Linked DNA regions of Homo sapiens: regions 2, 3, 4, 5, 6 and 7 are each linked to region 1. Evidence: chromatin contacts called from ENCODE Hi-C or POLR2A ChIA-PET data. All regions are on one chromosome and are shown on one strand. The core of a region is the stretch at or near the end of the contact, and the rest is flanking DNA. Distances in the headings are between cores, read along the strand shown.

Region 1 (3,671 bases), core at 430-2,929:
AATCCCAGCTACTCGGGAGGCTGAGGCAGGAGAATCGCTTGAATCCGAAAGGTGGAGATTGCAGTAAGACAAGATGCGCCACTGCACTCCAGCCTGAACGACACAGCGAGACTCCGTCTCAAAAAAAAAAAAAAAAAAAAAAAAAAAAAAAAAGCAAGAAAGAAAAGAAATTTGCAGTTCAAGGGACAGATCAGTCCAAGCACGGTGGTTCATACCTGTCATCTCAGCACATATGGGAGGCCACGGCGGGAGGATCACTTTGATGCTGGGAGTTGGAGACCAGCCTGGGAATCACAGTGAGATCCCGTCTCCACAAATAATTACTAATAATTTAAAATCTAAAGAAAAGGGGGGCGGGGAAGATCAGGTTATTTAAAGTAATTATAGTGTTAAACTTGACATATTAAAAAATGCAGAAATAGTTGTGAGGGATAACTCTCTGGGCAGAGATAGAAATGTATCGTATCTCAACATTTAAAATCTGCATTTCCCATTGGACCATAAGAGATGAACTAGGACCTAATTAATTGGGTTTTCTCCCCGTTTCTTTCTTTCTTTTTTTTGAGACAAAGTCTCACTCTATTACCCAGGCTGGAGTGCAATGGCAGATCTCAGCTCACTGCAACCTCTGCCTCCCGGGTTCAAGCGATTCTCCTGCCTCAGCCTCCAGAGTAGCTGGGATTACAGGCGCGCACCACCACGCCCAGCTAATTTTGCATTTTTAAGTAGAGATGGGGTTTCACCATGTGGGCAAGGCTAGTATCGAACTCCTGACCTCGTGATCCGCCCGCCTCGGCCTCCCAAAGTGCTGGGATTACAGGCATAAGCCACCGTGCCCGGCCTTCCTCCCCGTTTCTTAAAAAGGCTCATGTGAGTTGCATTTCCAGTCCTGTAGAGGTACGTTTAATACTTTTCAAAAAAAAAAAAAACTTATCAGGACTTCGTGAGAAACGAAAGTGGACACCCAAAGCAGCTTGCAGCCGGTCTACTGTTACTTTGTTTTAGCGGACCGACCTGTCTCCAAAATCGATTTGACCATAATGCTAGGATTTAACTAGGGCTTTAGTTTTTATTTCACTCCCCCACTTTACTGGTTTCAACCTATCAATCCAGACGCGTGTCTGGTGCAACGCTCGGGTTTATGGCAAAATCATCTCAGGCATTTGCTTAACCTTCTCCAGAAAGGCATTTTCAGGGGTTCACAGTGAGACGGTGCACAGGTTGGCACAGAGTTAGTAGGGGCAGTTTTGTTTCGATTTGCGGGCAAATCTCTAAGATCTCTCCGTTTAACTTTCGCCCGCAATTCCCAAAGCCGCTAAAGCCGTTTCCGGCGCTCTACCCCGCCGCAGGCCGAGGCTGGCGCAGAGAGACAGGAAGCGCCAGCTCTGGGCGTCTGGGTCCTCGCCTCCTCGGCCGCAGCCCCGCGGCGGCGCGCTCGCGGTGCATTGTGGGCGCTGTAGTCCGGCCGGAACCTGTTTGCGACCCCGAGTCCCATGACACCGCTTCTCCTCACACCCCAGTCCGCAGTGCCCCTCCCCAGCCTCGGCCGGGCCTCCCGGGAGCCGGGCGTGGCGTTCCAGCTAGTGAGCCGTTTCTCCCCTGGGCTCGGAGGCGGAAGCTTGAGGGGCGCGGGGAGGAGCTTCGCGTGCGGGGTGAACGCCCGCTCTACGTGCTCGTTCTCTTCGCGACCGCTGCGCGCGAGCCCCGTGTCCCCACGGCGGGCAGCAGCGGCGGCGGCGGCGGCTGAACGCGGAGGGGGCGGAGGGAGCCCGCGGCGGCGGCAGCAGCTACAGCGAAATGGCGGAGACCGTGGCTGACACCCGGCGGCTGATCACCAAGCCGCAGAACCTGAATGACGCCTACGGACCCCCCAGCAACTTCCTCGAGATCGATGTGAGCAACCCGCAAACGGTGGGGGTCGGCCGGGGCCGCTTCACCACTTACGAAATCAGGGTCAAGGTGAGGCCGTCTCTCCCCTCTCCCAAGAAACCCCTCCCGCTGGCTCTGGTCACCCCCACTCGACCCGGGAGTGGACCCCCGCGGGCAGCCACAGCCTCCCAGGCCGGGAGCCCCCTTGCAGAGGCGGGCCGGGGTCGTGAGCCAGGGCCCCTCTTCCTGTAGGGCTGGTGTGGGGGGCTGCAGAGCGAGCCCGGCGCGCTGGCACTTGGAGAAGGTGCTCGAAGAGGAGGGCGTGGGTTGAGCGCCGCTTGCCCCTCCAGCAGCTGATCAGGGAATGACATTTGAGTTGGAAAGGGGTAGATCTTTCGAGAACACATCCCTTCGCTGGGAAGGGAAAGAGATGTTGACAGAGAAAAGGGGCTTGCGCAAAGTTAAAGCCTTTTCCCAGTTTTCTCTTCCTGGAGACTTCCCAGAGGTAGCAAGCCAACCCGGCTGCTCCAGGCCCTTCCCGAGCTGCTAAAGTAACCTGGGTTGTGCAGTCTTCTGAACGGGACTTAATGAAAGTTCACAGAAGCCTGACAATTTTTGATAGGGCTGAGCCAGACCAGAAGGGTGATTGGACATGGTTGACTTCAGCATTTTGGGCCACCGCCCTGCCAAAGGCTGAGGTGTGGTGTCACCTACCTCATAATCCAGAACTACAGTTGCTTTAAGAAAAGACTAGGGATCTTGCTCTCTTAATTCGAGATTTGCACTTAATTGAATAAAGAAATCAACAGAAATAAAATATACCTAATTTCATAACTAGTATTTGTTGGCAATAATTTAGATGATTTGAAAGATGTTAATTGAAAATAGTGCTTCACTTTCACTCTATAATTCAGGATTAAAGAATTTGCCCATGTATGGAAGCATCTTTAAAAATTAATTACATTAATTTAAAGATGACAGCAAATTATTAAAAGTTAAGTGTAAAGCGATTTTTCCTTTAATCAAAATTTATATGACAAGCTACTATTAACATTTAAGTGAAAAAATTCTCATTAACTTACACACTTTGTGTCGTGAAAAACACAAAAATCAAATTTACCATCCTAACCATTTTTAAGTGTACATACAGCTCAGTAGTATATTCACATTGTTGTGAAACTTAAGTATTTTTAAAAAATGATTCTTACGTAGTTAGCATTGATTTTAAAAAGTTAATCAAACTTTAAGATATGAAACGAATAGTTTAATGTTTCAAGCCACTGTTGTCTTCTTATGGATGTGTAAAATGTGGATCATAGGCCGGGCGCGGTGGCTCATGCCTGTAATCCCAGCACTTTGGGAGGCCGAGCTGGGCGGATCACCGAGGTCAGGAGTTCGACACCAGCCTGACCAGCATGGAGAAACCCCATCTCTACTAGAAATACAAAATTAGCCGGGTGTGGTGGCGCATGCCTGTAATCCCAGCTACTCGGGAGGCTGAGGCCGGAGAATCTCTTGAACTGGGGAGGCAGAGGTTGCCGTGAGCCTAGATCGGGCCATTGCACTCCAGCCTGGGCAACAAGAGCAAAATCCCTTCTCTAAATAAATAAATAAAAATTGAATCATAGGATATGTTGTCATAGGGAAACTGCAAAATCCAGACTTCAGTACACCTGGGGAACTACATTCATACATAAACCTAGTGGAAAAGTGAATGTTTTTCTAATTGTCTGTAATACATGACAGATGGTTCACTAAAAAGAACTTCCTCTTTTGCCCTATTCACTAGTATTTTCTTTTTT
Region 2 (3,778 bases), core at 336-2,835, 590 kb before region 1:
GCAGGCCAGCTTCACAGTCTTCCCTGCAAATCAAATACTCAGGACCCTTCCATAACTCTGAATCATTTTTGTATTAATATGAGCATCCAAAGAGGCAGTGGTTAAGTGCTTAGATGCTGGACTAAGGGTTTAAATGCTGACAATTCACAGCCATGTGACCTTAGGCAATGCCTCTAATATCTCTAAGCATCAGTTTCCTCATCTATAAAAGGTGGATAGTAATAATAATTGCCCCATAGGATTGTTTGAAGAATTAAATGATATAATACATGTAAAGTGCGTTAGCACAGTGCTTTAAAAATGTTAACATTTTAAAATATGGCCCTTAAAGATGTTAACAATTATTGCCCAAGTGCTACATGATAAAAGGATACAGCAAAATCATTTCCACGAATGAAAAACTACATTTAAAAAAAGAAATTGCAAAAGAGAGAATGACGTTTGTTCAGTGTTTCTATACATAAGTTTTTTTTTATTATTATACTTTAAGTTCTAGGGTACATGTGCACAATGTACAGGTTTGATACATAGGTATACATGTGCCATGTTGGTTTGCTGCACCCATCAACTCGTCATTTACATTACGTACTTCTCCTTTTAAAAGGTGGGTGGTGGTACTTGCCTTTATGAAAACAGATAATTTTTATTAAGCATTTTATTGAATATCAGCTATGCCAAATCAACATCAACAACCAGAATCCCATAGATTAAGAAACCAGGATAAATATAATAAATGGTGCTTGCTTTTCAACCAAATTAAAGTATAATTATTATAAATCAGGGTGGGACGTAAGATCTGTTGTGTTACTTGTGGGAATGGATCACAAAAGGCATTATGTATACACTCCATGATTTTAAAGTATGTTAAATATTGTTACACATACGTTTTTATTTATTGAGGCCCTGTTGCCTGGAAGTGCCCAGATATAAACTGTATGACTCTGGCCCGGTCACCGCCTGCCTAGACAAAGCCCCTTAGTCTACCACTCTCATTCAACAAATATTACTGGGCTTCTTATTAAGCACCACGCACTTGGCTAAGTGCGACAGTACATAAATAAAAGACAACCGCTCCGGACCCCTGACAGCATGCACAGGGCACTCATCGTCTCTCTACCCCATCCGAGGACACACAGGCGGACGACGGCAGGAAGGGTCCCTGGGGAGCCGCTGGGGACACCTCACCTCCCGCTCGGACAGCGGCTCCCCCACCCACGGCAGTGCCCGCTCCTCCACGGTCCCGGCCAGGGCAGGGCGCAGCAGCATCCTCACCCCGCCCGGCCACCCTCCCACTTCGCCCCGCAGCCAGCGTCTCCATGGTAACCGTACACAAACTACCTCCCGCCGCCGCCCCGGCAGCCAGACCGCAGGGCCAGGCCGCTGCAGGGCGGGAGAGGCGGGCCGGGGAATGAGCTTGGCGAGGGCTCAGGGAAGGAGGCTTCCGACCTGACCCAAAGCACCTGTGATGAGCACTGGAGATAGCAGCGGCTGCGAGGTTCAATTCATCCTCCGGCTCTCCCCGGGTAGCGGCCAGGGATGCAGCGCTGGCGCGGGCGGGGTAACCCCACGACGCCGCTCGGCCACTGGGCCTGCGCGGGTCCCGCCAACGCATGCGTAGAAGCTCCGAGGCGTGGCGACGGCCGGAGCGGGTGGGAGGAGCCTGGAGAGGGCTGTAGGCCGGGAGGTCAGATCAGAGCAGGCGTCGTGGGCGGGTGTCCGCTTTTCGTTTAGCAATTTGCCGAACCACATTTGTTGCTCCCCTGCCGGATCCCAGCACCTCTGTTAAATAACAGCAGGCAGGACGGAAGCTTAATGCTTGTGGGTAAGAAGGATTTACTGGCTCAGGTTAGGGCTCTGTATAACCTGGAGCCACTTGCTGAGCTTCTGTTTCCTCCGATGTCAAGTGGCAGGAAATATTAATAATAGTACCTAGGTAGGTCTTGGGCTGTTATGAAGACTGCATGAGAAAATAGATGTAAAGCGCTATGCACGTGGCAATCAACGAATATTAAACTGTTGGCTGTTATTAAGCCCTTGCATTTGTACAGCCCTTCAGTTCGCAGAGTGTATGCACGTAATCGTACCTTCTGAGTCTGAGGTAGGCAGCCTGGCGTCCCCATCCACAGGAGAGGAACTGGGGGCCTGAGGTGTAGTGAGCAGGAGAAGGAGATTCCAGTCTAGGTCTCCCGTGGCCAATCGTTTTTTGTTCGTGCATCATCACAGTTGAACGGCAAAAAGCACTCCATTTATGTGTTTCTAGTTTAAATTCCCTTTTCTCCTGTTAGACCATTTAGCAACACTGTACAGTGTTAAATAAAAGTGAGATCATAAGCACTCTCCATTCAGGTTTGCACCACGTTTTATAAATATGGAGATTTTCCAGCTGAAGTGCTATTTGTCATCAACACTGGGAAAATGCCACTTCCCTTGGTGCTAAGCATCTTGTAAAGAATAATTAAATTGAAAATATTTTTGAGCACATACTATGTGTAAGGCATCGTGCCAGGTGGGAAATTATACTAACCTGAACTAAAGGAATGTAAATATTCTTCAAAATACTCAAGAGGATTTCAAACATAACAGAAAATAAATACCTATTCGTTGATTGGATAATTTTAGGACCCGAAACAGCCCTGGATTTTTCTGCTCATTCTTAGATAACTGACAGTCTTGTTGTAACTAAATCTCAACCACAGCTTCATTTCAAAACTATAATGTTGGGTGCAAGATATAAACAAATGCATCAAACTTCAAAAAGTCTTCCTCCCCCATTCCAGCCCCAGGCTTAAGGTCTCTAGCTGGCCTTCCCTGAAGGGGTGCACTAGGCTTAGGCTTGTCCCCGACCCCCACCCGCCCCTCTATTCACTAGAGGTTGTTTAAGGCCCAGCTTGGATCAAACTGGCAGTGAGGAGGAGGAGGAGAAGGAAGGAGATGGAGCATTTCTTCCTGGAGTTGAGCAGCTTCAAGCTTGCTGTGCTGGCTTATGGTTAAAGCAGCTCATGTAGGTCTTTCCTGGTCCTTTGTAGTCTCCCACTGATGGGGACCTCCCTCCTGGGGGCTTCTGGAAATCCTAAAAACCCAGGGTTTATTCCACCTTTCAGTGCCCCTTTAGATAGGTCCCAAGGGAAACCCTACACATCTGTTACCCTAGTGATTCTGAGAGCTCAGGCTTGTCTGGGTGCAGCCCCTTCTAGGCTGCCATAGGAGGGAGCTTTAGCTTACCCAGGAGTGAGTCAGGCTCCAGTTCTCCAGGCCACCTAACTACAGTCTCTGGCAGTCCCAGGCCCCTGGGGAAGCCCCTCTCGCTGGCTTGAGATGAAGGGCATAGCACCCCACACTCCTTTCTCCAAAGAAGTTTCCCCACACATCTTCCCTTTCCACTCTCTGACCCCTTATTTTTAGCCTCAGCCTGGGTGAGAGGCTGAGGGGGTTTTAGGTTTCTTTGTAACCTGCCCTATGGAGACTCTGCCTCACCTCACTTGGAACTGATGATTACATAATTACCATCTCAGTGGAAACATCAACCTAAAAACCTCTGGTACAGCCAATTACTAGCTGTGGTCTTGCACCCTAGGATCTTGGTCTAAAATAGACCATAAGCAAGCTACTGGAACCCGATGCTACCCAACTCAGCTGGCCAGGAAATATCTGCCGGGCAAATTAGCACAATTGAAAAGAATGACATGGGCAGAATTAGAGGAAGCAGTTATTTGAAGCAATGAAGCTCCCCAACTTACCTCACTGAAGGACGCTATATGAGAAAATACTTAGGCTGTCA
Region 3 (3,459 bases), core at 613-3,112, 800 kb after region 1:
TCTCCTAACAGACCTGAATTTTGTTGCCAAGAGTTTATCTCTTTCACAGGAATTATTTTCAAACTTCAGCTTACTTACTTTAAGGGCATAGACTGTGTTTGATACTTATAATCACAATTCATGTTAAATAAAATGTGCCCCTGAAAAGTTACACCTAAACTGAATTTTTGTAAATAAAAAATTTAAATCACAAGGAAAACTTGCCAAAGGGAGAGTATGAAGCTAAATCTTTTGTAGAGAAAATCATCTTGTTTTGCAAAGTGAACAACTACTCTTTAAGTCCCAATCTTTATTTGTAGCTCAAGAGGCTGGTACAGTATTATGCATGATGCTCATTTAAAAAATACTGACAGGCTGGGCATGGTAGCTGGTAGCTCACACCTGTAATCCCAGCACTTTGGGAAGCCGAAGTGGGCGGATCACTCGAGGTCAGGAGTTTGAGACCAGCCTGGTCAACATGGTGAAACCCAGTCTCTACTAAAAATACAAAAGTTAGCCGGGCGTGGTGGCAGGCGCCTGTAGTCCCAGCCACTTGGGAGGCTGAGGCACAAGAATTGCTTGAAACTGGGAGGCGGAGGTTGCAGTGAGCTGAAATCGCGCCGCTGTACTCCAGCTTGGGTGACAGAGCAAGACCCATCTCAAAAAATAAATAAAAAATAAAAATAAAATACCATGAATTTGGAAGGATTTTGAAAGTTTTAGAGAGTTTTATAAGCTATTTTTAAGAGTGTAAAAAATGGATAATATATCCTTTATTAAGAACGGTTAACACCTGTTTTAGGTGATAAGAAAGGAGGTAAGATCTTAGGCACATTTGAAAAAAAAATAGGTAGCATTACTTAAAAGATAATCATATTGACTGTTTCCTCTCAGCAATAAGGAGAAAAGAGTGGATGGGAGCCTATTATTTAGACGGTGTAATCTTTCGGTTAGAATACGGATTCTGAAACCAGATTGTCTGGGCTCACATCCCTGTCTAGTGTGGTCTTAGGGAACTTACGCGACTCGACTGCACCTTAGTTTCCTCATACAAAACACGGAGAATACTAATATTATCTACTTAATGAGGTTGTTCTGAGGATTAAATAAAGTAATACATGAACTAGTACGTGAAAAGCACTCCGGTCAGCGATAGTCTTCAATCCTGGAGTTGAGCTCCAGGCTAGGCATAAAGAGGAAGATAAGAGGCAGGGAGTAGGCAACGTTTCATTCTTCCTCTCCGCACCCGCGGGAAGGAGGCACCGCTGTTTCTCCCAAGGCTCAGCGAGGAGGCCGGTAATTCGAAGTTGGATCCGAGGACTTTCCTTGGGACCCCTTTCCGCCGCACCACGCTGCCTTATGTCTGGTTGGGCCCTGAGGACACGAGGGCTCAGCCCCACGCCCCGACTAGGCGTTCCACCACTGAGACGTGGCCCCAGCTCCAGGAGGCATGCAGCCCGAGAGGCCGCCTTCACGCCCGGCCACGGCCACTGCCACTGCCAGGGGCTGGTGGCGATAGCGACAAAAAGCTTCCGGGAGGAACTGGTGCCTCCGCCCGACGCCCTTCCTTGCGGGCAAGCCGGGGGCTGACCGTTGTTCGTGACACCAATACTTATGCATGCCACTCAGTGCTGGGCGCCGGGGACTCTAATGAATCCAGACTCGGCCCAGATACCGTGTGCAGAGGGACCACTCGCCGCCCACAACTGATCCCTGTCACTGACGACCTTTGCTGGCCCAGAGCGGCGGGGTGGGAGGAGCTGAACCTCCCAACCCGGGTTCACCTCCAAAGCACCGCCCCTGCGGGGGCGTTCTCGGGTACGCCGTAAAGTAGAGAGTATACTTAACAACCCGCCTCTGTCTTTACGGCAGGCCGCATTCCATGCCTCCAATATGGCGTCCTCCACATAGGCAGTGGCTGTGGTTTCTACCCCGGGTGGCCGGGGGCAGTGCTGAGCTGGGACTGTTGTTTGCCCAGCCTGGGCTGCAGAAAGCAGCAGTTAAAGTTCGTTTCTGGTCACTGCTCCAGGAAGCCACCTTACTCTGAGGGTCAAGAATTGCCGCTTCCTTTTAGTTACTGTAAGTTCCTCCTCTGCCCCTGGTTTGTTTCCCGCGGCACTTCTGGATACCCCCAGGTCCCAGACCCTTCCAGACTCAAACCATGAACTTTCGGCAGCTGCTGTTGCACTTGCCACGTTATCTTGGAGCCTCGGGTTCCCCGCGTCGCCTGTGGTGGTCCCCGTCCCTCGACACCATCTCCTCGGTGGGCTCTTGGCGTGGTCGGTCCTCCAAGTCCCCGGCCCACTGGAATCAGGTAGTGTCAGAGGCGGAGAAGATCGTGGGGTACCCCACGTCCTTCATGAGCCTTCGCTGCCTGCTGAGCGACGAGCTCAGCAACATCGCTATGCAGGTGCGGAAGCTGGTGGGCACTCAGCACCCTCTGCTTACCACAGCCAGGTGAGCTACCCCTCTCCCGCTGACACACTCGCACTCATTGGAATACTTTTTTTTCTGGCGGGCATACGCATTCTAGCTCTCTCAGACTGGCTCCTGATTTATCTCTTTTTAGTCCTTCCTTTTTACTCACTCCTCCTAGACATTCCGTGTTGTCTCTTCTCTAGTCCACTTAACGTTCTTGCTCAGCTGAGTGCATAAGTGGTTTTCTTTGAAACACTTGTATGCTTTCCTCGATTTTGCTTCTTAATTGTTGAGGATGAAGATGCCTCAGTGATTTGTGGAGAAATCGAGCGGAGATGTAGGTTTATTGAGTCACTTCCTAGAAATTTTTTTTTTTTTTAATGGGATAGATTAATTTTCTGTCCCGCACTGTTCAGGGGGTCACCTCCAGAAAGTAGGCAAGGAGAGAGAGAGAGGCTGAAGGTAGATAATTCTTTCCAACGAATGTCTTGGGGTTGAAGTAGGAATTTATCCCGTTAGTAGTCATTATCTTCTTGGGATGTTTATCACTTATGCTGTACTACTGCTGTGAAACCTGCCTTTAGGATTTATAAAAGTTTTTTTTTTTTTTTTTTTTGAGACGGAGTCTCGCTTTGTCGCCCAGGCGGGAGTAGCTGGGACTACAGGTGCCCGCCACCACGTCCGGCTAATTTTGTTTTTGTATTTTTAGTAGATACGGGGTTTCACCGTGTTAGCCAGGATCGTCTCAATCTCCTGACCTCGTGATCCACCCGCCTCGGCCTCCCAAAGTGCTGGGATTACAGGCGTGAGCCACCGTGCCCGGCCAAAAGTTTTTTTTTTTTCTTCCACTTAAACCCCACACCTGAATTGTAATTAGTTTAAACATACAGCGAAGTTACAAAAATAATATAGTTCAAAGAACACACTTGCATACTCTTTAATCAGATCCACCTGCTACGTAGATATGTCTATATATGTCAATATATACATTAAATACATATACACACAGATATATATACTATTCACGTGTATATATCTTTCTATATATTTTTTTCTGAATCA
Region 4 (4,010 bases), core at 42-2,541, 600 kb after region 1:
TTTTTTTTTTTTTTAGTTTTCTTCCTTTTTTGATTTTTTTCTTAATTTTTTCTCTTCTTTTCTTTTTCTTTTTTTTTCTGTACTCATCAGAATGGGATACTCCACAACTGTCTCACCAACTCAGTGCCAGTACACATGCTCTAGAGGACTTCTGGACTCGCAGCTACAACTGTACAAGTGCACACAAGTGAATCTACCCTGTTATCCTCCACCCACTGATTGAGGATCGAATTGCACATTTCTCTTAACCATGACAGGAGAAAGCAAACAGTGAAACAGAATCATGGGTGATCTTTCTCACTTTCCCTCTTGTTTTCATTGGTTTGTCCATACCATTCTAATTATCATGAAAGGGCTCTGCATATAGAGAGATTGTCTCACTGACTTCCTGGATCACCGAAAACCATCAGGGTTGAAATTTCATCTGAGTCTTTCCTGACGCCCAGCAAATATTCCCCCTCGGATTATTTTACACCTTGAGGGCATTTTGGTCTTCAGTTCAACACTCTTGCTCTGTTCCCAAATGGGGCGCTATTTAGGGGAATTTAAAGAGAAAGCTGAGAAGAATAAACATTTACCGAGTTCTCTTGGCATTCAGTCTCTGAAAAACCACAGTATAAACTATTCATGCTGCTTCTTACATCTGTCAAATCGAAAATTAAAAGCCATAAAAGTGTAACACTGAAAATATGGCATCAAAAAGGATAAAGGTGGCCTTTGTAAAAATAACAAGAAAAGTATATTAGCCAATAAAATATTCTAACTCTTCATTTAAAAGTGCATCCCGGGCAGGACAGAGATGACTCTGAAGCATTGGGCCTCCAGGACCACCCCTCTCCGCCATCAAAACGTGAACAATATAGGTCCAAAACCGTACAATGCAAATCACAATTCTTAGTGTAGCAGCAAAACCACAGCAGTTTTTAAAAAGATTAAAAAAAGATTTTTTGTGTTCCAATCCATATCATCTTCCAGCCTCAGTCGCTGAGCCTTGAAGATGGGGCGGGGAGAATACCTACATTGGTCCTTGTGGCTTGTCGGTATTTCGTTTTTTTTAAAAGCCAGGGGTGAAATCCCTAAGTTCCTCTGGGGAGAAGCAGAGATGGTGGCAGCAGGAAGGCTGGGCCTGCTTGGTGGGTCCAAGATGCGCGGGCTTCTCTGGGCTAGAGGCCATCGAGGGAGGGCTGCTTCCTCTGAGATGCTTAATGACAGGAAGCGGCTTTATTTGCTTGAGTTTTAGCCAGAGGGGGTGGTGAGCTGACCAGCTGGTGTCATTGGATGGCGTGACATGGTTTGCTCTGCGCCCTCTCTCCATGAGCGTACCCTGTGAGTGAACGTTCCTGGAAAAAGAGCAGAAGGGGCTGTCAGAATCCACTGGACCGATCCCCCTCCCTCCGCCCAGCTGGGGAGAACCCAGGCATGAGTCAGACAGCAGCACACTCTCCAGCCGCCAGGGCAGACCTAGGATGAGCCCCAGAACCGCTGCAGCACAGCGTGATTTCAACAGGAGTTTCATTCACGGTCTGCTCAGGTCAGCCCTGCCAGCTTTGTGTGAGGAAATGAAACTCAAGTCGCTTTTTGGAATACCATAATGAGTAGGGTACACCACGCCCTCACCCAAAGACCACAGCATCCTTTGCAACCCAGCAACCCTCCCCCTCCACATGACTGCATGCTTAACCAGCAGGAGGCTTTTTTTTTTTTTTGAGACAGGGTCTCGCTCTGTTGCCCAAGCTGGAGTGCAGTGGTGCAACTGGCTCACTGCAATCTCTGCCTCCCAGTTTCAAGTGATTCTCCTGCCTCAGCCTCCCAAAGTGCTGGGATTACAGGCATGAACCACCGCATCCAGCCCCAGCAGGAGGTCTTTTGAGTCACCCAAGGTCACTCCAAAGCCAGGCAAGGTCACGGAGGACCCTGGAGCTCCTGACCTCACTCCTGTAACCCCATGTCTCAGCTCTGGTATTTGCTGAAAAGAGGGCCAATAGATTCACTTTTTGGCAAGTGGAAAATTACCATGGACACATATACCTATCTTCAGAAGTTTCCCACAAAGGCAACTAAGCTGGAAGAAATGCTTGCTTTTCTCCGTGTGTGGGTCTTGCCTGTAAAAGGTGAGCCATTCACATCTCTTCACATCCAAAACAAACAGTAGCACTGGACTGGAAGAAAATAAATCAACCAAGAGCCTTGGGGTCCCAGGGCAGAGGCTCTGAACAGGATTTTCCACCAGGAAAGTCAGTTTCTGGGGAATGCTCATCCCAACATTCACCGAGATATGAGGCTCTGCCTCTTGATACCTGCAGCCTTCTTTCATTTGCCGCCAGTCACTTGGTTTGAAATAGAGCTTCCTGAGGCCACTCAGTCAGTTCTGGGAGCAGCCACTTAGAAGTCTGCCAACTGCATGGTAAAGCCCCAGAGGTCAGGGGCTTGTCTGTTTTGCTCGTGTCTCTACACCCAACTCGTAGCTCAGAGTCTGGCCCGCTGTGGGCGCTCGACACACTTTGATCACATGAGTGGGTCAGGCGCCTCTCTTCTGCCATGCCCCAAAACAGCACCTTTTCTTCCTGCCAATAAATGAGGCTGTCAGAAATGTGAATGGGTAAAATTTGGCTAAGGTGAGGTGGTGACAGAGGACTTGTAAACATCTTTACAACTGTTGAGATTATTCTTAGAACAATGAACAAATAACTTCAGAGAGGTGATAGAATGTAGGACTTGAAGGGACCCCAGAGATAATACAGTACCATTTCCTCATTTTATAGTGAAGAAATGGAGCCACAAAGAGACCTGGAAGCTTGCTTGGAGTGTTTATAACATGAATTTAGCAAGAGCAAGAGGAGGTCAAATGCCCATTGGGAGGACTAAGTGGAAGCTTGTGCTTTGAACCCTGCTATCTAAATCCTGGTGTTAATGGCAACAATAATCAGCAGCAGCCAAAAACAAGGTTTGAAAGTTTCACTGTGCACGACAGGAAATGCCTGAGTTCCCCCAATCACATTAAATCACCAGATCTGTGTGTACTTAATATGTATATTAAATAACCAAAGTGAAAATGCAAAACACCACAAATATGTAATGGGGGTGGAATTACAAGGCCATGGAAACCTTTTCATTTGGCATGGTCAGATTTGGAAATGTGGATATTTATTTCTGAATAAAGAGCTCACATTTGACTTACTTTCTTTCTTTCTTTCTTTCTTTCTCTTTCTTTCTTTCTTTCTTTCTTTCTTTCTTTCTTTCTTTCTTTCTTTCTTTCTTTTCTTTCTTTCTCAAGAATAAGTGACAATGGAGAGAGGGGATACAAAAATAAAAGCACCAAGAGCCACTATCAAATGTGAGGCCACAAAAATTGAGGAGCTGCAGAGATGACAAGTGGATCCAAAGACACCGGGGTCACTTCTTCTGGGAACAATTCTTTTGCATTTAGCAAGCACAGCCTGGAAGTTGCTATGGAGGGAGGGAAGCCATCCCCACCTCTGGGCCTGGAACCAAGAGTGACTGAATCTTGTAGTTAGAGGGGGCCTCCTTCTTTCTTTAAAAGGGAGGAGGGAGAATGTTTAACATTTTCCTCCAGTAAACTGGGAAACACCGCCATTTTGAATTGCTTACTTAGGGATGCTGCAACTGCTTTTTTAATAATGTAGCTTTTTTCTTTAATGCAATCACTATTTAAAAAAATGAATGTTTCTCCAGTAAGTTTCTTTATATTCAAATCACCTTTGGACAAAGACCAAACACGGACAGCATCAGCCTACTTAAAGAAAATTTCCAGGCTTTCACAAGAGACTCGGTAAAACGGGATTATAATAAGAGCCATTCTGGAACCTTAACTACAGCATTTGCCATCCCAAACACTATAATAATCATTATTATTCTCTGGTATCTATTATTGTCTGGTAAATAATATGTGTTTTCCCCCAAAGTTCTGAAGGGTGCAGCTGCACCACACTCTATTTTTCGCAGCCCTAGTCCTGCTGCTCTGAAAAGCTTGCTCACACGAAGCTTATTTT
Region 5 (3,727 bases), core at 1,021-3,520, 740 kb before region 1:
GCCACTGTACTCCAGCCTGGGTGACACAGCGAGACTCTGTCTCCAAAAAAAAAAAAAAAGATTGTTGGGGATTTTCGTATTGATTTATAGTAATCTTTCTTTAAAATTTAGCCCTTTGTTATTTGAGTGGCAAATATAATTCCTAGCTTTCTGTTTACTTTTGACTTTGTATATATTTATTTTTCCCATGTGAAAGTCTTTATTTTTATGTCATTAAATTTATCAATCTTATATTTTATGACTTTTGGCTTTTGTGGTATTCTTAGGCCTGCTGCACTCCATGAGTGTTTTCTTCTAGTACTATAATGTTTTTTGCTTTTTTTCTAAGTTTTCATTTTTTTCTTACATTTAACTCTGATTTATTGTGGGGTAAAGCATGTTATAGTGTTCCAGCTTCACTTTTTTTCTGAATGGCTATCCAGTTGTCCCAAGATCATTTGTTGAATAATTCATTTTCCCCCATTTGAAATGACACCTTTTCGTATACTAAAGTCCCAAGTCTCTTAGTTATAAAACAGTAATAAACCCTTGAAACAGGCATTTTCCTAAAATACATTTTGTTTAAGTAAGACAGTTTTCAAGATTAAAGAAATTAGAGGGGATAAATGTTAATTTTAGCCTTAGTTTTGTCCAATAGGTATTGTTTCAAATGTATGTAATTGGATGAGAAATTCAGCAGTTAGAAAAGCTAAGAGTCATCATTGTATATAAATGGCTGCTATTGGTGCCAAAATTATATATTGAATAACAGGGATGTCCTCTGGCATTCATTACAGGATGTTAAAATTGAGACACACACGTGGCCAGACCAGTGAATTAAGTGCCTCCTCTAATGAAGGGTATAATGTTAAAGCATTACTATCTTCAGTGTAAGGATGGACTAACCAGGGAGAAGTCACCAACCTCCAGTATAAGATTATTTTATTTAAATATTATTTTATGAATTCTGTTGGCAAATATAAACTACTTTGAATCTTGATGTCTCCTAATAAAGATTACCTTCACTTTTGTCCTTCCTGCTTAATTTTTAAAAGCCTGTTCTGCTTTAAAGACTTTCATTTGCTGGGACCAGATTTCTTGGATTGCTGACACATGTCCTTCTCTCTGTGCACCCACCCCCACCCCATCCCCACTTTTTTTCTTTAAAAGGAAAATATCTGGTTTATATCATGAAGAACTTTAAAAGCAGTAAGGAGAGAGTAGAATTATATGAGTATTTAATTATATATATAATATATATGAGTGAAGGGGTTAATCTTTAATTGTATAAATTCTAAAAAAAATTTTTAAATGACACTAGATAGGACATAGGCCTCAAAACAACAAAAAGTTGAAATATATTATTTTAGTTTTGTTTCTGTAAACACACTATATGGGGAGGGTGAGGGAGGGAAAGGAAACCCTAACAGATTTTCAGTTCTTGTTAACCATACTACACCATCACATAAGGTACAGGATTCTAGAGTCACTGTGTCAAATGTCAGAAAACTATTTCTCAATTATTTGAGCTTCTCTAAAATATAATATGGGCAAGATTGATGACATCCTGTAAATAAAAAAAAACTTAATTTAAGGCAAACTTACAAACAAAATGAGTTTCTCTAAAATTATTTAACTGCAGAGAAAACATGCCCTGTAGTGCTGTCTCTTGTGAATTTAGTTTTTATTTTTCATAAATTTACATTCTAACCGTGAGGTGTTGTTTTAGATGTAATAATAATTACACTTTTTCTAGTTTAAGACACCTAGGTGGAAGTACTGCTTTTTCATTTTCTGACGATGCACAGGGATTGATATTTGGGTTGGTTGAGTTTTAGATGTACAAACACACTGGTCTTATTTTGTATCACTGATGATCCACAGGGTTGGCTGCTATGTGCTGAACTTTCTGTTCTAGACTTTCTGCCAAGTACTTTATGCAAAACTCTGGTTTTAGTGAAACAGGTTTTATTGTTTTTAATCAGAGTTGTATTATAAGCTGTTGTTAGCTATGTAATGCTAACAGAAGAGTTGGTATGTATATACAGCCATGAAAACAAACCATCAAAACAAGCCTGTCTCTGTTCGACTGGTTGTTTTTCCCTCCCATTCCTTTAGCCTCAGTTCATTTTGTTTACTGCCAAAGGCCTGAGATGGTGTAATTTTCTTTTCTAGGAACTTGGCATTAGAATTCCTCGACCACTAGGACAGGGACCAAGCAGATTCATCCCAGAAAAGGAGGTACGTTGTTTGTGAAAGTACATAGTGAACTGTATGCTTTTAAGGAAGAGCTTTCATGACCCACATGTTGGCATCTGAAGAACTGTTGGTCAACAACATGTTTTAGTCAGAGTTGGTTGCAGTTAATCATTCTTTGGCAGTGAATCTGTGGGAATAAAAAGCTGTTGTACTTGTGTTGATTTCTAGTATTTCATGATGTGTTTTTAACACCCATATTTAATCAAGTAAAGCCAAGATTTGTTTTTGACCAGTGATACAACATCTGCTTATATTTAGATGTTGTTTAGGTGTGCCCATAACCTGAGTTACTTAGTCTTGACTGTCTCCACAGGCTGATATCAGTGCTAGATTGGATCTTTAATTCTATATATGTATAAAAGCATCTATGCTTTATTTTCATAAGAAGTGTATGCTATTAGTTAATTTTAGTTCTCCTTAAATTGAGTGAGAGTAGGCGGTTTTGTAAAGAAAGGCTTTAGTGTCTGTTTGCAAGCTCTGCAAATTTGATAATCTAAATCTGCTTCTTTATCTGGATTCTGGCCAACTCTGCAAGCAGCCTATCTAGATGGCCTTTAATGTTCAGCCTTTGTTGTTTATCCCCTACTATATAATATGTAACTGTTTATTCTTCTGTATCTTTCAACCAGTTGAGTTTAAATTTGTAACCCCTCTTTCTTAAGCCAGATTTAATCTGCTTCTAAATGATACTTAGAGTGTAGCGCATGTATATTTTCTTCCCTTAACACCAATTTACCATTTCAGTAACCATGGTTTTTCTCATTTATACAGATCCTCCAAGTGGGGAGTGAAGACGCACAGATGCATGCTTTATTTGCAGATTCTTTTGCTGCTTTGGGCCGTTTGGATAACATTACGTTAGTGATGGTTTTCCACCCACAATATTTAGAAAGTTTCTTAAAAACTCAGCACTATCTACTGCAAATGGATGGGCCGTTACCCCTACATTATCGTCACTACATTGGAATAATGGTTTGTAAACATTCAGTGAAAAATTGTTTTTGCCTATTTTTATTAATCTCTTTAAGAGACAGTTAATGCTTTAAACACAGGGATAAATACTTAGATTATGATATATAATATGATTCCTGTTGCACAGTCTCTGTTTTTCCTATTTTTAAATAAGTACGCTCTCAAGTATAACAGAAAAAGAAGCAAGTATTTATACATTGCTGAGAACCATTCTTCATTAAATAAGTAGAACACAAGTTCTGTTTCATTATTATAAATAGTTCACATTGACATAAGTGGTGCTTCCTGTTCAAGATGTAAATAATATTCCATTATTTTATGATTGGCACCTTAATTGAAGTTTCTTCTTAATCTGAAGTTCTGAAAGTATATAGATAAAATGTCTAAAGTTCAAATACTTTTATCAGATATTTTGTTTGTTCTTGGAATATTTCTAAGGTTCTTACAGTATTTGAATTTTTAAAATGTTTATATAAAAACTGCATTTCTGTAGTTTACGGAAAATTTGAAAACATAC
Region 6 (3,490 bases), core at 337-2,836, 610 kb before region 1:
CACACCCTGTAATAGGCTCTTGGGCAACAAACAGAGAAAAACACTTTTCTTAATGACGTTGCTCTATCTAGCAGGGGAGACAAAGGGGGCAGATGTGTAAAGAGATAAATGAAGCCCAGTGTGACCCCAGCCAGGTAAGGAGGGGGCAGAGAGAGTGGAGAAAGCTTGAGGGGTTGGGAGTTGGTCAGAGAAAGCTTCACAGAGGAGGTGGGGGCTGAGAAGCATTTTGAATGGTTAATAAGACGTAAACAGCTTGAAGAAAAGAGAACAAAAGTCTGGAGTGAAAGCCAGCTTCAAGTGTGTATTGCCAGTACAGTCAGGCAGGGCCCCAGTTTTAGAAGGGCCTATACTTGTTTTAAGGCTCTGCTGTGGCTATCTTGAAACTCTTAATAATTTTTGAACAAAGGGCCCCACATTTCCATTCAGCATTGGGCCCAGCAAATTACATAGGTTCTCCCTGAGGCTTGAAACAGCAGGGTGGGTGTGGTGAACAACAAGGGGTTCCACCCTGCCGGTGCACCCACCGTGAGGGGGCAGGCCCAGGACAGGCGTGAGCAGGGCCTGGAATGTTACGCTGGGGCTGGATCACAACACAGCTGTGCACTTGGAGGTGCTGGGATGTCATCCCCCGCCACCCCCACCAGAGCTCAGCAAACTACAAACCCCACCAAATCTGCCCTATCTCATTTTCGTATAGCCTGCAAACTAAGAACGGTTTTTGTATTTTTAAATGGTTAGAAAAAAAATCAAAGAAAGAACAATATTTTGTGACAAGTGAAAATTACATGAAATTCAAGTTTCAGTGGCCATAAATTGGTGGATGGCTGCTTCCATGCTACAATACAAAACGGAGGAGGCTGAGCAGAGACCATAAGGACCAGGTCTAAAATATTGACTATCTGGCCCTTTACAGAAAAAGTTTGCCAACTTCTACAGTAGGCTAGTGTTTCCCAAATTGTGTTCCCAAAAGACAGATCCCACAGTCCAGCAGGTTTGTGAAATGCTGTGTTGAATTAAAATTAAACAGATTTCTCCACCAACACTTTAATACGCTCATGTGCAGAGACTCTCCAAGAAGATGAGGGGTAGGCAGTGTTTCCCTGACCTATTTGAGCACTGAACCCTTTTTCCAAAGAGAAGCTATTAACATTTTGCCAAAAGTGTTCCCTGGAGTTCCCTGGAACTCAGTTTGGCAAACACTTCTGTAGGCACAACAGGGCCTCTGAAGGGTTTTCAGCAAGAGGGTGGTGCAATCTGATCTTTATTTGCTTCCCGACCTCTTGTGCTTTATGGAACACACAGAAAATGATCATTTTTCATGGTCCCCTGGGATAAAGGGATAAGGCTGCTGCTCACAGCCATGTCGTGTTGGGAGCTCAGCATCCTCAGGCTCCACTGGCTGTTCCTCTGGCTGAGGGCCTCGCATCCACCCACCTGCAGACCATCACAGCACCCCAGTGAGCAGACGGTGGTTTAAGAGCAGCAAAACAGGATGAGGCAAGAGGGATGGAGGCAGCATGGCGGTGGTGAGGGAGAATGCAGACTCGAGAGCTAGTCAGGAAGCACGTGTAGGGCTTGGTGACGGAGAGTGTGACAGGGATGGCTGAGGAGGTGGTACTGCTCTCAGGCCTCTTGTCTGGCTTGAATAACTGGGGAAGCATTCACAGCAGTGCCACCTCCAGCCAAAAACCCTGTGTGAACGCAAAGCAGTTATACTGCTGGCCTTTTGGAGATGACTACACAAATCTCTTCCTCTTTCACTGTCTTGAAGCAGGAATTCCAAACCTGCCACCACACCCCGGCCCTGCCTGTGGGGTAGCATCAGCCACAAATGACTTCACAGCAAACAAAGGGATGCCCTCCATTTCTGCAGCCTCAGTTACTCCACAAAGCCTACCTCTTCTAAACAATAGAGAAGATCTGAAATGAAACCCAGGGAGCTCTTATACAAATGACAATGATTCCAAGGCTGGAGAGCTCAAATATTTTTTATAACTTTATAATTGGATGACATGTGCTTTTAAAATAACAATGACTTTTTGTTGCCAGTATTTCCTGAATGCTGGCCCAGACCTCAGGGATGACCTGAATGGTGAAGAGGGGTGACTGCAAACAGGGTGGATAAAAGAACCACGATGAAAACATGCTTCAGTGCACCTTGGAGGTGTGAAGCTGGCCTCAGTGCTGGGAAATCACAGCTGCAGAGGGCACCTCCCAGAGCATGCAGACAACAGGCAGGTACCCCAGCGGGGAAGGAGCTAAGCCACTGGGGAAGCACTGAGGAGGGGGATGGTGGGCAAAGCATTCATCTCTGTGGTCACTTTCACATCAGTGTGTACCTCAGCAAGCAGCAGGGTTTTCTAGCATGCACTCCCAAAAGTTAAAAATACATGAAACACACAGTATTCAACCTCACAAGCAAGAACACAGAATAAAAAACAAGGTATGAGTCCTTGCACCAATCCTGCCATCCTGTTCATAAGAAGTGCCCTTCACCTCCAGGTCCCAGCCCCTCTCATCTTGGCAAACCCTTTGTTCCTGCAATTACCAACCCTTTCTGATTTACCTGAGCTGACACGGGACTCGGGTTGCGGGGGGAGCGTTTGAAAAGCTCCTCAGGTGATTCTCATGGGCAGCTACAGCTGAGAACTGCTGTTGGTGAAAAAACCTACATCACATTGTCTCTCCCTTTGGTAAACCCTATCTTTTCACTACAAGTAAAACACAGCTGGGTGTGTTTTCCATATTCTGAGGCCCTGGGCAGTTCTGTGGCCTCAGCTCTCTCCAACTTCCCTTGATCAGCCACTTTCCAGCCACTGGACCTCCAGGTCCTCCACCACCAGCACTTGCTCTCGTGCCCGGTCATTGCACTCGCTTTTCCTTCCATGTGGACACTTGGTCCATGGATTTTTACATGGCTGCCTCCTTCTCATGAGGCACCTTCCTATTCAGCTGCCAGCTCCTCAAAGATACCTTTCAGAGCCACCTGAGCTAAAGCAAATTACCCCACCACAGTCACTCTCGAGTCCATTATCTTGTTTATCTTCTTCAGAGCATTCATCAGCACTCAAATTCTCTTACTTATTTGTTCTCCTGTCATTGTCTATCTCCTCTCACTAGATTGTAAGCTCTCTGAGGACAGAACTTTGTTGGCCTAGAATGGTGCCTGGCACTTAGTAGGAGTTTGATAAATATCAGATCGACTGGCAGTGTAAGAAAGGAAACAAATCGGGACATCAAGGTAAAGCAAGTTGCCTGATGATCTACTTGGTCATGGCATCACAGCATGAGGTACACACCCTGCACATCCTCATTGTCTTGTCTTTTCTCTTCTCTTTTCTTCCTTCCTTCCTCCCTCCCTCTCTTCTTTTTCTTTCCTTCTTTCCTTTTTTCTTTCCTTTCCTCCTTCCCTCTCTCCTTCCCTCTCTTCCTTCCTTCCTTCCTACCTTCCTTTCTCTTTCTGTCTCTCTCTTTCTCTCTCTCTTTCTTT
Region 7 (3,740 bases), core at 639-3,138, 640 kb before region 1:
GCGAGACCCCAATTCTATAAAACATTTTTTAAAAATTAGCCAGGTGTGGTGGTGCATGCCTGTGGTCCTAAGCTCCTCGGGAGGCTGAGGCAGAAGGATCACTTGAGCCCAGAATTTGATACTGCAGTGAGCTGTGATCTCGCCACTGTACTCCAGCCCTGGGTGACAAGAGCGAGATCTTGTCTTTAAGAAAAAGAAAAAAAAAAAATGTTGGCACAAAGTAGGTTCTTGTGGTAGGGTAGTTTTCTTCTTATGTTAAAAACAGTAGTTTATTCTATTTAAAGTAAATTTGGCAAATTAAAGAAAAGTAAGAAAAGTTTAAAATCACTCATACTAGTACCACTATATAGCATCACAGTTGGTAATTGGTATTTCTTTTCTTTTTTTACCCTGTACATAGGGCGCTAGATTTTTTCCCTCCTAAATATAGTCACATTCATACTGTATATATTTGTTTGTACTCCTTTAAAAAATCTTAATATAGTAACATTTAAGCTTATATATTTTTGTATATTATTTTGTAAGAGTTTCTGACACAAAGATTAAAATTAAGATGACTGTCTGGAAAACTTTCATTTGCCAGTATTTGCCAATAAACAGGCAGAGAGAAGTTGTAAAAAACTTCTTAGTCCCATATAGCTTTAGTTTTTGCTGATTTTTTCTTCTTCAACAGTTCTTATGATGTAGTCTTTTAACATTTTACATAGAACCGCATCACCAAGGCCTAAGCTAAACAAGATCTTGTCTGGAATGTTACAGGAGATCCAGGCAGTAGATGGGAAGTTGGCCTTGATGGATTTGAAGGTCCCTTCTGAACTGCTGGTTCTGTAGCTAGTCAGAAGGCAAACCTACCCAGCTCTGCACTCTGGAGTTTAGCCTAGCATCTTGCTCCTGATTCAGCAAGGCCGTCAATGTCACCAAGAGGGCTTTATCTAATCATATGTTTAGTTCAAAACATGTTCACTGCCTGGCAGATCACTTAGCCTTTTGCCCTAAAATAGTTAAATTTGTGTCATATATATAATTAATTTGAATGACACCATTAATAACCGAAATAATATTTACTCTGCAAAGCATTAAAATAATTCATGTTCCTTCCTTCCTCCTTCCTTTCCTTCTTGCTCTTTCTTTCTTTTTTTTTTTTTCCTCACTCTTTCTCTCTTTCTTTGGCTTGGTATGGAACAAAATGTCTAGGATTCAGATTAAAATAGCAAAGGCAATCTTTGGGCAGCTGCTGCACCGCCAGAGCCCTGGAGTGATATCACTATTTCAAAGAAGTATTGCTTTCTTGACCACATATCACAATTTTTAAAAAGAGAGTTAATAGTTTGAGAGCTGAATAAGAATGTAGCCTCCCCCTGATATTACATAGATATATGCTCAGAAAATTCTGCTTTATGAAAGACTTCATTATCAGAATAAGAAAAGGTGGCATTCTTATTAACTAACAGTAAGTACGCCAACACTTACCTTCACTGTGTACTGTAAGATTTTAAATTCTGTAAATTATGGGGTGTTAGCACAAAGCTTGTACTTGTATGAAACCAAGAAAACAAAGCTTCATTCATTTGTTTTAGCGGCTCTCTTAGAACATTCTATAATAATTGTGGCTTATCTTTTGGTTCCAACTGTTTATGGCTGTGACAACAAAGTGCTCCCCTCAAACAGTGATATCATTTTGTTTGAGACAGAGTTTCTACAGACTTTTTTTTTGGTGTCTGGCCTTTTCTTCTCACACCTTGTGAAAGCCTTCTATGACCACTGAGGTACCTTCCTGTGACCACACGCAGCTGTATTTCGGTTTCACACTGGTTCCTAAAGCACCTGATTTATTATGACTGTGGCCTAAATTACTTAGTTATTTATTAAATCATATGACAGAATCAAGCATCCAAGAGAAACCACTGCCTGCACCATCTGCTACTGATCTCCAGTCAAGTTATTTGAGCAACCATTTTGAATGTATTTGCCTACGGTTATTTCTTTTTCTTTCTTGCCTTTCCTTCCTTCCTTCTTCTTCTTCTTTTTTTTTTTTTTAACTTAGTTGCAGTCCAAAAACGTTGAGTTTCTTTTAACATTTTCTATGTACTCAGCCTTAGTTCCTTAGATAATATTTCCTAGTCAAATTCTGAGATGTCAGTTTATTACCTTAATTTTTTTCCAAGATTCTAAACAAATACACTGCATTTCTAATATTCTTTGTAATATTTAAAAATAAAGCATTAAACAAAGCTTTTATGTGATATAGTCTACTAGACCAGAGGAAAGAAAAACTTACTGCTAGAATTATTTTTGCAAGTTTAAGGCTGAGCGAGTCTGAACCAACATCAACTAGTTTACACAGGGTCTTCAGGAGAATACTTCTTCCCTTAAATTTATTTCCAAGCATGTTTCCTTCCTCTAAAGCATGATGAAGTTGTGTGCAAGCAGCACAAACCGTTTCAATGTTTTCTTCTGTCAGAGCAAAGAGAGTAAAGCAACACTTACTAATTAAGGTTAAGTTTCCAAGTGTGTCAAACACAGACAGTGTAAGTAAAAACCCCATAATTATTTCCTTGGATATCTTCAAATTCCTGACCTCTATTTTTTTCTTATCTTATCACTTCCATCTACCTGATTTTTTTCATCCCTTTGATCCATCTCCTACCATGTTGACTTATTGCTTATCAGTCATTAGCTTATCTAGAATACACAGTCTTTCAAAGAGGTATTGAAGAATGGGACTGCTACCTGCTTCAGTTGGCCTCCTTTACTCCAGATGCCCTCCACCTCAGCCCGTGATCTGCTCAGTCTCACAGATGCATGCCACTTGCATCTTGACCTTCAACTCTTTTTTGCATAGCTCTACTGGCCTAAAATGTTCTCCATAACCCTCATTCCTACTGTTTTTGGTCCTTCGAGGCTCTGTTTATGTTGTAGCTGCTTCAGAAAAGATGCACTATTCCACATTCAACAAACATTACCTTAGGTTACTTATTTTTCATGTACGTATGTGTGTGTTGTGTTATATGACCAGTGCCCTCAAATAGATGTCATACTAAGTGAGCCAGTCTTACATTTCTTTCTATCAATAGCACATGGTACAGTGAGAATATTGTATAGAATACTGTATATAGCATAACTTCACACATATTCATTTTCTAATATATCTGTTGACAAAAACAATGATCAGTATTTTCCTATGAGAACAATGCTCATTACCTAAGAAAAGAGGGTTCTAATAGAACAAAAGCCTGAAATGTCACAAAATCCACCATTATCTGGAGGTGGTTATTAAAAAACAGGAGAATAAAAATATTTTTGTAAATCCAGCACTTTGGGAGGCCGAGGTGGGAGGGTTGCTTGATGCCAGGATCAAGGCCAGCCTGGGCAATATAGCAAGATCCTACTTCCAAAATAAAATAAAATAAAAAATAAATTTAAAAAAAGGAGAGTATTTTAGTTAGGAAACAGGGAGATCTTGAACCTTTCATCTTATAATTATGTTTGTGAGGAAAGTAATACCTATATTTTTTTGAGATGGAGTCTCACTCTGTCACCCAGACCGGAGTGTAGTGGTACATTCTTGGCTCACTGCAACCTCCACCTCTCAGGCTCAAGCAATCCTCCTGCCTCAGCCTCCTGAGTAGCTAGGACTCCAGACGCTTGTCACCACACCTGGCTAATTTTTTTATTTTTGGTAGAGATGGGGTTTTGCCATTTTGCCCAGGCTGGTCTCAAACTCCTAATCTCAAGTGATC

What was found. Hi-C counts contacts between places; a loop is a spot of excess contacts on that map. ChIA-PET counts read pairs that join two places held with the same protein, here RNA polymerase II (POLR2A). Pooled maps may share reads with other maps.
Region 2: a loop to region 1 is called in a map of B cell, with 22 times the contacts of the local background. The contact joins the promoter of ARMC2 here to the promoter of SNX3 in region 1. A Hi-C loop is called at or near these places in 3 of 168 maps with a recorded cell type or tissue (B cell and naive thymus-derived CD4-positive, alpha-beta T cell) and 11 of 50 pooled maps. POLR2A ChIA-PET finds 5 or more read pairs at or near these places in 3 of 52 experiments (CD4-positive, alpha-beta T cell, Panc1 and WTC11).
Region 3: a map of CD8-positive, alpha-beta T cell shows a loop between it and region 1 (2.9-fold over the local background). The contact joins the promoter of PDSS2 here to the promoter of SNX3 in region 1. A Hi-C loop is called at or near these places in 3 of 168 maps with a recorded cell type or tissue (CD4-positive, alpha-beta memory T cell, CD8-positive, alpha-beta T cell and naive thymus-derived CD4-positive, alpha-beta T cell), 1 of 37 single-sample maps with no recorded cell type and 14 of 50 pooled maps. POLR2A ChIA-PET finds 5 or more read pairs at or near these places in 5 of 52 experiments (CD4-positive, alpha-beta T cell, CD4-positive, alpha-beta memory T cell, activated B cell and 2 more).
Region 4: a loop to region 1 is called in a map with no recorded cell type, with 13 times the contacts of the local background. The contact joins the enhancer-like site here to the promoter of SNX3 in region 1. A Hi-C loop is called at or near these places in 1 of 37 single-sample maps with no recorded cell type and 6 of 50 pooled maps. POLR2A ChIA-PET finds 5 or more read pairs at or near these places in 2 of 52 experiments (K562 and activated naive CD8-positive, alpha-beta T cell).
Region 5: a map of CD8-positive, alpha-beta T cell shows a loop between it and region 1 (2.6-fold over the local background). The contact joins the enhancer-like site here to the promoter of SNX3 in region 1. A Hi-C loop is called at or near these places in 4 of 168 maps with a recorded cell type or tissue (B cell, CD8-positive, alpha-beta T cell and naive thymus-derived CD4-positive, alpha-beta T cell), 1 of 37 single-sample maps with no recorded cell type and 12 of 50 pooled maps. POLR2A ChIA-PET finds 5 or more read pairs at or near these places in 1 of 52 experiments (naive thymus-derived CD4-positive, alpha-beta T cell).
Region 6: a loop to region 1 is called in a pooled map, with 3 times the contacts of the local background. The contact joins the enhancer-like site here to the promoter of SNX3 in region 1. A Hi-C loop is called at or near these places in 7 of 50 pooled maps. POLR2A ChIA-PET finds 5 or more read pairs at or near these places in 2 of 52 experiments (A673 and CD8-positive, alpha-beta memory T cell).
Region 7: a map of OCI-LY7 shows a loop between it and region 1 (2.7-fold over the local background). The contact joins the enhancer-like site here to the promoter of SNX3 in region 1. A Hi-C loop is called at or near these places in 1 of 168 maps with a recorded cell type or tissue (OCI-LY7) and 2 of 50 pooled maps. POLR2A ChIA-PET finds 5 or more read pairs at or near these places in 2 of 52 experiments (Panc1 and activated T-cell).

The regions. Positions count from the first base shown.
Region 1 is chr6:108,259,048-108,262,718 of GRCh38, reverse strand. It overlaps SNX3 (sorting nexin 3), which reads left to right and starts at 1,679. Exons shown (of 4, transcript NM_003795.6): 1 at 1,679-1,959. The coding sequence starts at 1,798. RefSeq lists an enhancer at 659-1,494 and silencers at 1,622-1,881, 1,992-2,101.
Region 2 is chr6:108,846,229-108,850,006 of GRCh38, reverse strand. It overlaps ARMC2 (armadillo repeat containing 2), which reads right to left and starts at 1,585. Exons shown (of 18, transcript NM_032131.6): 1 at 1,461-1,585. RefSeq lists a silencer at 1,228-1,327.
Region 3 is chr6:107,457,967-107,461,425 of GRCh38, reverse strand. PDSS2 (decaprenyl diphosphate synthase subunit 2) reads left to right here and starts at 1,862. Exons shown (of 8, transcript NM_020381.4): 1 at 1,862-2,436. The coding sequence starts at 2,141. RefSeq lists enhancers at 900-1,821, 1,542-1,991.
Region 4 is chr6:107,655,537-107,659,546 of GRCh38, reverse strand. It overlaps SOBP (sine oculis binding protein homolog), which reads right to left. Exons shown (of 7, transcript NM_018013.4): 7 at 1-1,340. Among named protein-coding and RNA genes, the nearest start is that of SCML4, 170 kb to the left of the region's middle. RefSeq lists enhancers at 1,213-1,402, 864-1,440, 1,643-1,692, 1,441-2,018. Within about 2 kb of position 1,291, at least 21 of the 41 ENCODE cell types and tissues checked have a DNase peak (open chromatin) inside an H3K27ac peak, as active enhancers do.
Region 5 is chr6:109,000,771-109,004,497 of GRCh38, reverse strand. It overlaps SESN1 (sestrin 1), which reads left to right. Exons shown (of 10, transcript NM_014454.3): 2 at 2,155-2,220; 3 at 3,010-3,210. It also overlaps a transcript of ARMC2 not described here. Among named protein-coding and RNA genes, the nearest start is that of ARMC2-AS1, 79 kb to the right of the region's middle. Within about 2 kb of position 2,270, at least 7 of the 41 ENCODE cell types and tissues checked have a DNase peak (open chromatin) inside an H3K27ac peak, as active enhancers do.
Region 6 is chr6:108,870,492-108,873,981 of GRCh38, reverse strand. The region is part of intron 4 of ARMC2 (armadillo repeat containing 2); the gene reads right to left. Among named protein-coding and RNA genes, the nearest start is that of ARMC2, 24 kb to the right of the region's middle. Within about 2 kb of position 1,586, at least 11 of the 41 ENCODE cell types and tissues checked have a DNase peak (open chromatin) inside an H3K27ac peak, as active enhancers do.
Region 7 is chr6:108,902,944-108,906,683 of GRCh38, reverse strand. ARMC2 (armadillo repeat containing 2) reads right to left here. Exons shown (of 18, transcript NM_032131.6): 8 at 2,279-2,454. Among named protein-coding and RNA genes, the nearest start is that of ARMC2-AS1, 19 kb to the left of the region's middle. Within about 2 kb of position 1,888, at least 5 of the 41 ENCODE cell types and tissues checked have a DNase peak (open chromatin) inside an H3K27ac peak, as active enhancers do; they include OCI-LY7, where a contact is called at or near this core.